Linked DNA regions of Homo sapiens: region 1 is linked to region 2. A link is an interaction called in ENCODE POLR2A ChIA-PET data of the cell type or tissue named here. Cell type or tissue: A673. All regions are shown on one strand. Links, peaks and the distances in the headings refer to the core of each region. The heading gives the core; the rest is flanking DNA. Region 1 has its middle 26 kb from the start of CBX7. Region 2 overlaps APOBEC3D (apolipoprotein B mRNA editing enzyme catalytic subunit 3D).

Region 1 (4,380 bases), core at 244-4,243, 150 kb after region 2:
CTCCGCAGCAGCACCCAATGCCCCCGTCTCTGAGGGCTCCCCTATGCTGAACACCCGTCCCAGTGCAGGAACAGTGCCCACCAGATGCCCCATGGTTTTCCCATAAAGGGACCGGACTTGGGTTTCCCTGGACAGGGAATATCCTGTTCTGGGCTGGCGGGGGGGAGGAAGAGGAGCGGGAAGGACACGGCGGCTCCGCATTCCTGGCATTCTTGGCGGCCGCCCTGTCCAGCTGCCTCGGCGCTGCCGGGGGCCCTGGCCTACTGCCATGCTGGCCCGACACGGCACAGCAGCACCCCGCTTGGGGCGCCCCTTGGACTTGGGGTGATAGAGGACCCATCTTGTGCCAGTCCCACCCATCCCAGACTATCGCAGAAGCAAATGAACCCCAACCCTGGAAGCAGAGATTCGGGGGCTCTGGGAGGAGTCAGTTAACAGGGGAGGAGTTTCTGCTTTCAGTTCTACCTTATGGGGCTCCCTAGCCCACCTACCGTTCCCCAGGGAAGCTCTCGGGGTCAGAGCCGGAAGAGGGGAGAGGTAGAAGACTCCTGGGTTCTAGTCTCCAGTGCCCAGACAGCCACTTCCCCTCTCTGGGACTCAGTATCTCTGTCTGCAAGATGGGAGACTTTGATCCCTTCCTTGGGCAACCCCAGCATTGCTGCCCTTGTCACGCTCTATGGCATCATCACTGCCTCTCTGCAGAGCCTGTGCCTCTGGCTAAGGGCAGGAGCCCATCCCTTCTCCGCACTGGGCCGGGCCTGGTGGGATATAGTGGTTCCCACCGCCACGCAGCCATGGTATGCAGGATTCGAACATTCAGAGGGGAGGGCCTGGGGGCGGTCAGGCTCTGGAGCCCTCACCCTGGGAGTGCCTTTGGGGTCCTAGGAGGAAAGGGGTCCTTGTCCAAGATCCCACAGCTAGCTCGGTCAAGCTGACCCGGGAATCCGGGGACTTGCTGTTCTGCAAAACCACCAGAAACTAGGGTAATTCTTTTCCATGTTTTTCTGCAAACGCCCCCTAGTTTCAGGCCCAGAGCAGTCTGGGGAGAAGCTGGGAGCTGGAGGCTTCAGAGACCTCCACTCTGCAGGAGACCAAGCCCGCTCCCCATGCTGCCCTCTGCCCTTGGGGAGCCTGGAGGGGTCTTCCAGGGCCGGGAGGGGACAGGCAGGAGGGGCTGCAGTGGGATGGATGCATCTGGGCTGCCAGTCTCTAGCCTCCCACCCTCTCCCTCCCCTCTCCTGCTGGCTCGAGGACCACCCCAAGCCCCTGCCCAGTCCTGGGAACTCCAGCTCCATCTGCACTGCAGGCCCCATTTCCCACTTCAACAGCTCACGGTGGCTCTGGGCACAGGGACCAGAGCAACCTGGTCCAGGCCACAGCGAGAGGCAGGAGCAGCTCTTTGCTGGAGTCAGGAGGCCTGAGAAGTCCCTGGGCCTCTGCACCTCCACTTGATCATCACAGGGTTAGAGGATGTGGTCCCTGGGGCCAGCCTCATCAGTCCTCTGTGGTCCCAGGATTCTGAAATTCAACTGTTTGGTTCTGAGACCATCAGTCACCTCCTTCTGCCTGCCCTTGAGAGGATTAAGCAGAGGAAGTCCCTCCCTGTTACCTGCTCTTCTCTAGGGCTCACCCTGCAGAGTTCAGCTCCCATCCAGGCCAGGGCCCTGCTCCCAAGGACCCCATCTCCCTACCACTTGACCCCCCCAAAAGGCCAGACACCCCCAACGCTATTGCCTCCGCCTTCCCCTGGTGCCTCCTGCCTGCCTGTCCCGCCTGCCTGTCCCACCCGCCTGTCCCACCCGCCTGTCCTGTCTGCCTGTCTGGCTGGCTGGCCATCTGTCTGTCTCTCTGTCTGTCTGAGGGACAGTAGGAGGAAAAGGCTGGAACCCCACCCTGCTGGGTCCACATGTCCAGGGCATTGTTCAGCCTCCTCTGGGAAATCACCTCAATTGTGAGGCTTAGGGGCCACTGCGGCACGGCCGGGTGTGTTTACAGATGCGGGGGTGGCCAGGGGTTGTGTCTGTGGAGGAGGATGGGCACAGGGGGTGTCACGATCATCTGTGTGTGGCACGCTTGATTAAATAATGATAAAATGACGAAATGGAATATTATGCAGCCATCAAATACGAGGCCTTTGAAGAAGAGTGAGGACATAAGAAATGGTCCCAGTGTAAGATTTACTAAAAGGGAAAGTGCACAATGAGAAGAAGTCAAAGTGACCCACCAAATGCTAATCACAGTGATCTCTGCGCAGCCAAATCATGAGTAATTTCCTATTTCCTGTGTATTTACGGTGTATTTTCAATGTTTTTGGCAATGAGCACGTTCGTTTTGTAATCAGAAAAAGGAGAATAAATGTTGTAAAAATCAAACTAAAGATGAACTAGAAAACAAATGAACATGACTAAAATAAAATAAACTCACTGGGCATGGTGGCTCACACCTGTAATCCCAGTTCCTCAGGAGGCTGAGGCAAGAGGATCACTTGAGCCTGACAGTTTGAGACCAGCCTGGGCAACATAGTGAGACCCTGTCTCAAAAATAAATAAATAAATAAATAAAATAAGGCCAACAGAAAAGACTAAACATAAAACTAAGGCAAATGTTCAACTCCAGTTAGCAAACACTGAGTGGGCGCCTGCTGTGTGCAGAGGCTCTGCTGAGTGCCGGGGTTACAGAAATGAAGGAGACGGAGCCCTTGGCGAGTTAACCGTCCATCAGGAGGGTGGGAGAGTCACCAGTCATGAGGCCCCCTCAGGAGGGCACCGGAGAGAGGGAGACATGGATGAATCAGGAGGCCTTCAGGGAGGAGGTGACGGCTCACACAGAGGCTGGGGACAGGGGATGTGGTCCTGGTGGGAAATATGGCCGGTGGTGGTTGGAGGGTCCGCTGGTTGCACGAGCTCAGTTTAAGTATAGCGTGGGGAAGATAGGCTAGCTTCAACTCGCTACAAGTCTGGAGTGCCGGGTGGAGAGAGATTCTTAGCCAAGTGGGCATTCCTCAGGAAAGAACACAGGGAATGGTCAGCCATTCATTCACTCATTCATTTATTCAATTCAACAACTACTTCTTGAATACCATCCACACGCTAGGCACTGTGCAGCTTCCATTCAAATGCAGGGAAATGGGCAGGAAAGCAACCAATGAGTAAAGGGAATAGAAGTTGGTGCTGTGCGGAAGGATGGGGCAGGGTCCAGAGGTGGGGGTAGCTTGATGTGGGGTGACCAGGGAGGGCCTCACAGACTGAAGGAAGTGAGGGAGTGAGCCCACTGAGGCTGGGCTCTGCAGGAGGAGGGCTGTCAGCAGAGGGGGCCCAAGCAGACAGAGTCAGGGTGAAATCCCATAGGTCCTTGCAGGCCTTTGTAAGCACCTGAGCTGCGGCTCTGAGTGAGGACCGGAGCAGGAGCCGGGGAGGGTCTGAGCAGAGAAACACATGATCTGACTTAGGCTTAAGCAGCCTGTAGGAGGGGAGCTGGTGGGGCTAGGCTGGGCCAGCAGCCCTGGTGAGGGCGAGGAACAGAAGGCGGAGCCAACAGCAGTACGGCCTATCTGATGAAGGGTGGTGGTAAAGGAAAGAGAAGGTCAAGGCCTATTCCAAGGTTTGGGCCCTAGCACTTGGAAGGACAGAGCTACTGAAACTGATGGGGCCAGCTGGGGATGGCAGGTTTGGGGTGGGATGGAGCAGGGAAGACAGGCACTGAGGCTGGACAGGTCGAGGTGGTGATGCCCGGTGATAAATCCGAGACTTCCACCCGGCAAAGCTGAGCAGGCAGGGGCCAGCTGGGGACACTCATCGGGCGTCACTGGCTCGTGGGTGGGGATCAGCCCCTAGAGCCGGATGAGACCACCCTGGGGAAGGGTGTAGACAAAGAGTAGCTCCAAGGATTGAGCCCTGGCACCCCCCGCCAACGTTTAGAGATGAGGGGGGCCGGCAGGGGAGCCTGAGAAACAGCATCGGGGAGGAGGGAGGCCCAGGAGGGTGGGGCCTCAGCCGAGGTGCCTGCAGGCAGCAGATGGAACAGCCACAAATGAGGCTCCCACAGAGCCATAGGTGACAGCCTGACGGGGAGGAGACTTGCGAAAAGAACAGGAGAGAGGACATTAAAAGGCAAGGAGGGCCGGGCGCGGTGGCTCACGCCTATAATTCCAGCACTTTGGGTGGCCGAGGCAGGTGGATCGCCTGAGGTCTGAAGTTCAAGACCAGCCTGGCCAACATGGTAAAACCCCATCTCTACTAAAAATACAAAAAAGTTATCCGAGCATGGTGGCACATGCCTATAATCCCAGCTACTGGGGAGGCTGAGGCAGGAGAATCGCTTGAACCCAGGAGACGGAGGTTGCCGTGAGCTGAGATCGCGCCATTGCACTCCAGCCTGGGA
Region 2 (4,380 bases), core at 115-4,114:
CAGCAGAAGGCAGACAGGGGACAAGGCAGACCCCATAGGACCAGGCCACAGCAGGGGCTGAGGATGCCTGGTTAATGGATGCCTGGGGGAAAGGATGCCAGAATTCGCACTTGAGGGCATGATGAGACAGGAAAAGACTCAATAAAATAAAGAAGGAAGGGGCCAAGCGCGGTGGCTCACGCCTGTACGCAGTAGCTCACGCCTGCAATCCCAACACATCGTGAGGCCTAGGCGGGCGGATCATAAGGTCAGGAGTTCAAGAACAGCCTAGCTAACATGGTGAAACCCTGTCTCTACTAAAACTACAAAAATTAGCCAGGCGTAGGAGTGCGCGACTGTAATCCTAGCTACTCCGGAGGCTGAGGCAAGAGAATCGCTTGAACCCAAGGGGCAGAAGTTGTGGTGAGCTGAGATCGTGCCGTTGCACTCCCGCCTGTGCAACAGAGCAAGACTCCATCTCAGAAAAAAATAATAAAAAAATAAAGAGGAAGGAGAAGGATGGAATAAGGGAAACTCAATGAATAAAACGCCCTGGGGCCTACTATGCACCCAGAAAAATGAAAAGTAAAGAAATAAAATAAGGTCGTGCATGTGGTTTATGCTCATAGTCCTAGAAATTTGGTAGGCTGAGGCAGGAGGATGGCTTGAGCCCAAGATTTCGAGATCAGCCTGGGCAATGTGGCACGACTCCGTCTCCACAAAAATTACAAAAAAATTAGCCGGGCGTGGCAGCACACACCTGCAGTCCCAGCTAATCAGGAGGCTGAGGTGGGAAGATTCCTTGAGCCTGGGAGGTCAAGGCTGCAGTCAGCCCAGATCGCACCACTGCACCCCAGCTTGGGCAACAGGAGAGACCCTGTCTCAAAAATAAATAAATAAGAAAATGCCCTGGGGCTTCAGGCCTGCCCTCTTCTCCCATCGCCCCACCCCTACACTCCTCCTGCTCCTGGTCTGAGCTCCCCCTGCCCTCCTCCTCCTCCTTCCCCAGGTGGATCCTGAGACCCATTGTCATGCAGAAAGGTGCTTCCTCTCTTGGTTCTGTGACGACATACTGTCTCCTAACACAAACTACGAGGTCACCTGGTACACATCTTGGAGCCCTTGCCCAGAGTGTGCAGGGGAGGTGGCCGAGTTCCTGGCCAGGCACAGCAACGTGAATCTCACCATCTTCACCGCCCGCCTCTGCTACTTCTGGGATACAGATTACCAGGAGGGGCTCTGCAGCCTGAGTCAGGAAGGGGCCTCCGTGAAGATCATGGGCTACAAAGGTGAGACGTGGGGGGCTGAGGAGAGTGGGTGCGGGAGGGACAGCATGAGGGGCAGGTGGGTCTGCAATGCCGTGGGGCGGGGCAGTGTCCCCGGGAAGCCTGCAGGGATGGGGCCGGCGCCAGCTGCAACTGGCAGCCAGGAGACCTGGCTTGGGAGGGGAGGGCCCAGGGCCGGGAGAGAGGCTTGCTGGGCCCTCACTGCTTTCTCCTTGTTTTTTTCTCAGATTTTGTATCTTGTTGGAAAAACTTTGTGTACAGTGATGATGAGCCATTCAAGCCTTGGAAGGGACTACAAACCAACTTTCGACTTCTGAAAAGAAGGCTACGGGAGATTCTCCAGTGAGGGGTCTCCCTGGGCCTCATGGTCTGTCTCTTCTAGCCTCCTGCTCATGCTGCACGGGCCTCCCCTCCATCCTGCACCAGCTGTGCTTTTGCCTGGTCATCCTGAGCCCCTCCTGGCCTCAGGGCCATTCCATAGTGCCCCCCTGCCTCACCACCTCCTCCCCGCTCTCCCAGGCTCTTCTTGTAGAGGCTCTCCATCCACCTCCCCAGTCCTGTTCCCCCAGCCTGGGTGCCCCTAACTTGACTCTTCCCATCTCCCCAGCATAACCAAATCTTTTTTTTTTTTTTTTTTTTTTGAGACGGAGTTTCACTCTGTCGCCCAGACTAGAGTGCAATGGCTGGATCTCAGCTCACTGCAAACTCTGCTTACTGGGTTCAAGTGATTCTCCTGTCTCAGCTTCTGAGTAGCTGGGATTACAGATGCCTGCCACCACGCCCAGCTAATTTTTTTTTTTTTTTTTTTTTTTTTTTGTATTTTTAGTAGTGACTGGGTTTCACCATGTTGGCCAGGCTGGTCTTGAACTCCTGACCTCAGGTGATCTGCCCATCTCTGTCTCCCAAAGTGCTGGGATTACGGGCGTGAGCCACCCGGCTCGGCCGCACAACCAAATCTTATTAAACTCAATCTAGTCTGGCCCTGGTGACTCACGCCTTTCGGAGGCAGAGGTGGGAGAATCGCTTGAGCCCAGAAGTTTGAGACCAGCCTGGGCCACACGACAAAGCCCCATTTCTACAAAAAAAAATACCAAAAAAAAGCCAGATGTGGTGGCATGCACCTGTAGTTTAAGCTACTTGGGAGGATGAAGTGGGAGGACTGCTTGAGCCGGGGAGGTGGAGGCTGGAGTAAACTGAGATCGCGCCACAGAACTCCAGTTTGAGCAACAGATCAAGACCCTGCCTGAAAATAAATCAATAAATACACTCAACCTAAATGGATATGAATATATGTAAGTTGAAAACCAGTTTTGAGAAACATCCTTTGTAAGTTTCATCCTACGAATTGGGTCATTCATGTCCTACGCAGCTAAAACAGAGGCCAGCAGCCAGGGAGGAAAAGCAGTCAGGCCACACACCATTGCTCCCAAAATGGACTTATCTGCAAGCCTGACTCCTGAAACTGTGCATTGTACCCTGAAACCAGCTTTATCCATAGCTTCTGCCATAAATGGCTGTAAGTCTTGGACTCCTTGCTCCAAACGCAGTGACTCAGCAATGGAACCTCCCAGCTCCCAACACTTCCTAGTGCCCATGGTGGGCTTTCCCACAGGGCAAGAGAACATTTCTCCTTTTTTTTTTTGAAGTGGAGTCTCGCCCTGTCACCCAGGCTGGAGTGCAATGGCGCAGTCTCCGCTCACTGCAACCTCCACCTCTGTTGTTCAAGTGATTCTCCTGTCTCAGCCTCCCGAGTAGCTGGGATTACAGGCGTGCACCACCACACCGGGCTAATTTTTGTATTTTCAGTAAAAACGGGTTTCATCATGTTGCCCATGCCAGGCTTATTTTTATTTTTTTCAGATGAAGTCTTGCTCTGTCACCCAGGCTGGAGTGCAGTGGTGCAACCTGGGCTCACTGCAACCTCTGCCACCCGGGTTCAAACTATTCTCCTGCCTCAGCCTCCCGAGTAGCTGGGATTACATGGGTGTGCCACCACGCCTGGCTAATTTTTGTATTTTTAGTAGAGATGGGGTTTCAGCATCTTGGCTAGGCTGGTCTTGAACTCCTGACCTGGTGATCCACCCGTCTCGGGCACCCAAAGTGCTGGGATTACAGGTGCGAGCCACCTGGCCAGGCTTAGGCTGGTCTTAAACTCCTGACCTCAAGTGATCCGACCTCCTTGGCCTCCCAAATTGCTGGGATTGCTGGTGTGAGCCACAGCGCCTAGCCCATTTCTCCTTTTTATAAAACCTGTTGCTGTCTCTGTTCTCCCAACATGGTGAACACCACCCAGACTGCGTGTATGTCCCAAATTCTTTCTTTGCAAATGAAATGTGAAATTAGAGGCTCTTCTCCACACTTTAAATTTGACTTGTCATTTTCTAGGCAGATGTAAGTTATTAGAGAATGAGATTCTCTATAAAAATGACCCCTTCATGCTGTGGCCTCCACAGAACATGCCCCAGGCCAGGTGCCCACACAGCAGGCATTTATTTCCTCACACATCTGGAGGCTCCAAGTCCAAGTTCGAGGGGTGGGTTGGGTTGTTTGCTCTGAGGCTGCTCCTCCTGGCTGGCAGGGAATCCCTTCTGGCTGTGTCCTCTGTGGCCTTTCCTCTGTGCACCTACCTGCACCTCTGGGGTATCTCTGCCTCCAAATATCATCTTTTTTTTTTTTTTTTTTTTTTGAGACAGAGTTTTACTCTCGTTGCCCAGGCTGGAGTGCAATGGCATAATCTTGGCTCACTGCAACCTCCACCTTCAGGGTTCAAGCGATTCTCCTGTCTCAGCCTCCTGAGTAGCTGGGACTACAGGCATGCGCCACCACGCCCGGCTAATTTTGTAGTTTTAGTAGAGGCGAGGTTTCTCCATGTTGCTCAGGCTGGTCTTGAACTCGTGAGCTCAGGTGATCCACCCTCCTCCACCTCCCAAAGTGCTGGGATTACAGGTATGAGCCACCGTACCCGGCCTTTTTGTTTTGTTTTGTTTTTGTTTTTGTTTTTGTCTTGAGACGGTGTTTTACTCTGTTGCCCAGGCTGGAGTGCAATGGCATGATCACTGCTCACTGCAACCTCCGCCTCCCAGGTTCAAGCAATTCTCTGGCCTCATCCTTCTGA

What was found. ChIA-PET counts read pairs that join two places held together with the same protein. Peaks named below come from ENCODE experiments on the same cell type or tissue, not always from the same donor. Only the 100,000 strongest peaks of a DNase experiment are listed, where the experiment ranks them.
Region 1: POLR2A ChIA-PET joins it to region 2 with 8 read pairs; 2 of 35 experiments call an interaction of 5 or more read pairs at or near these places.

What each region holds. Positions count from the first base shown.
Region 1 is chr22:39,176,153-39,180,532 of GRCh38, forward strand. No RefSeq gene overlaps it. Among named protein-coding and RNA genes, the nearest start is that of CBX7, 26 kb to the left of the region's middle. RefSeq lists an enhancer at 32-326. In A673, for the core only: no CTCF peak of the experiment used is centred there; a DNase peak (open chromatin) is centred at 2,259.
Region 2 is chr22:39,030,706-39,035,085 of GRCh38, forward strand. It overlaps APOBEC3D (apolipoprotein B mRNA editing enzyme catalytic subunit 3D), which reads left to right. Exons shown (of 7, transcript NM_152426.4): 6 at 989-1,268; 7 at 1,493-2,572. The coding sequence ends at 1,611. Among named protein-coding and RNA genes, the nearest start is that of APOBEC3F, 8.0 kb to the right of the region's middle. RefSeq lists an enhancer at 1-447. In A673, for the core only: no CTCF peak of the experiment used is centred there; no DNase peak of the experiment used is centred there.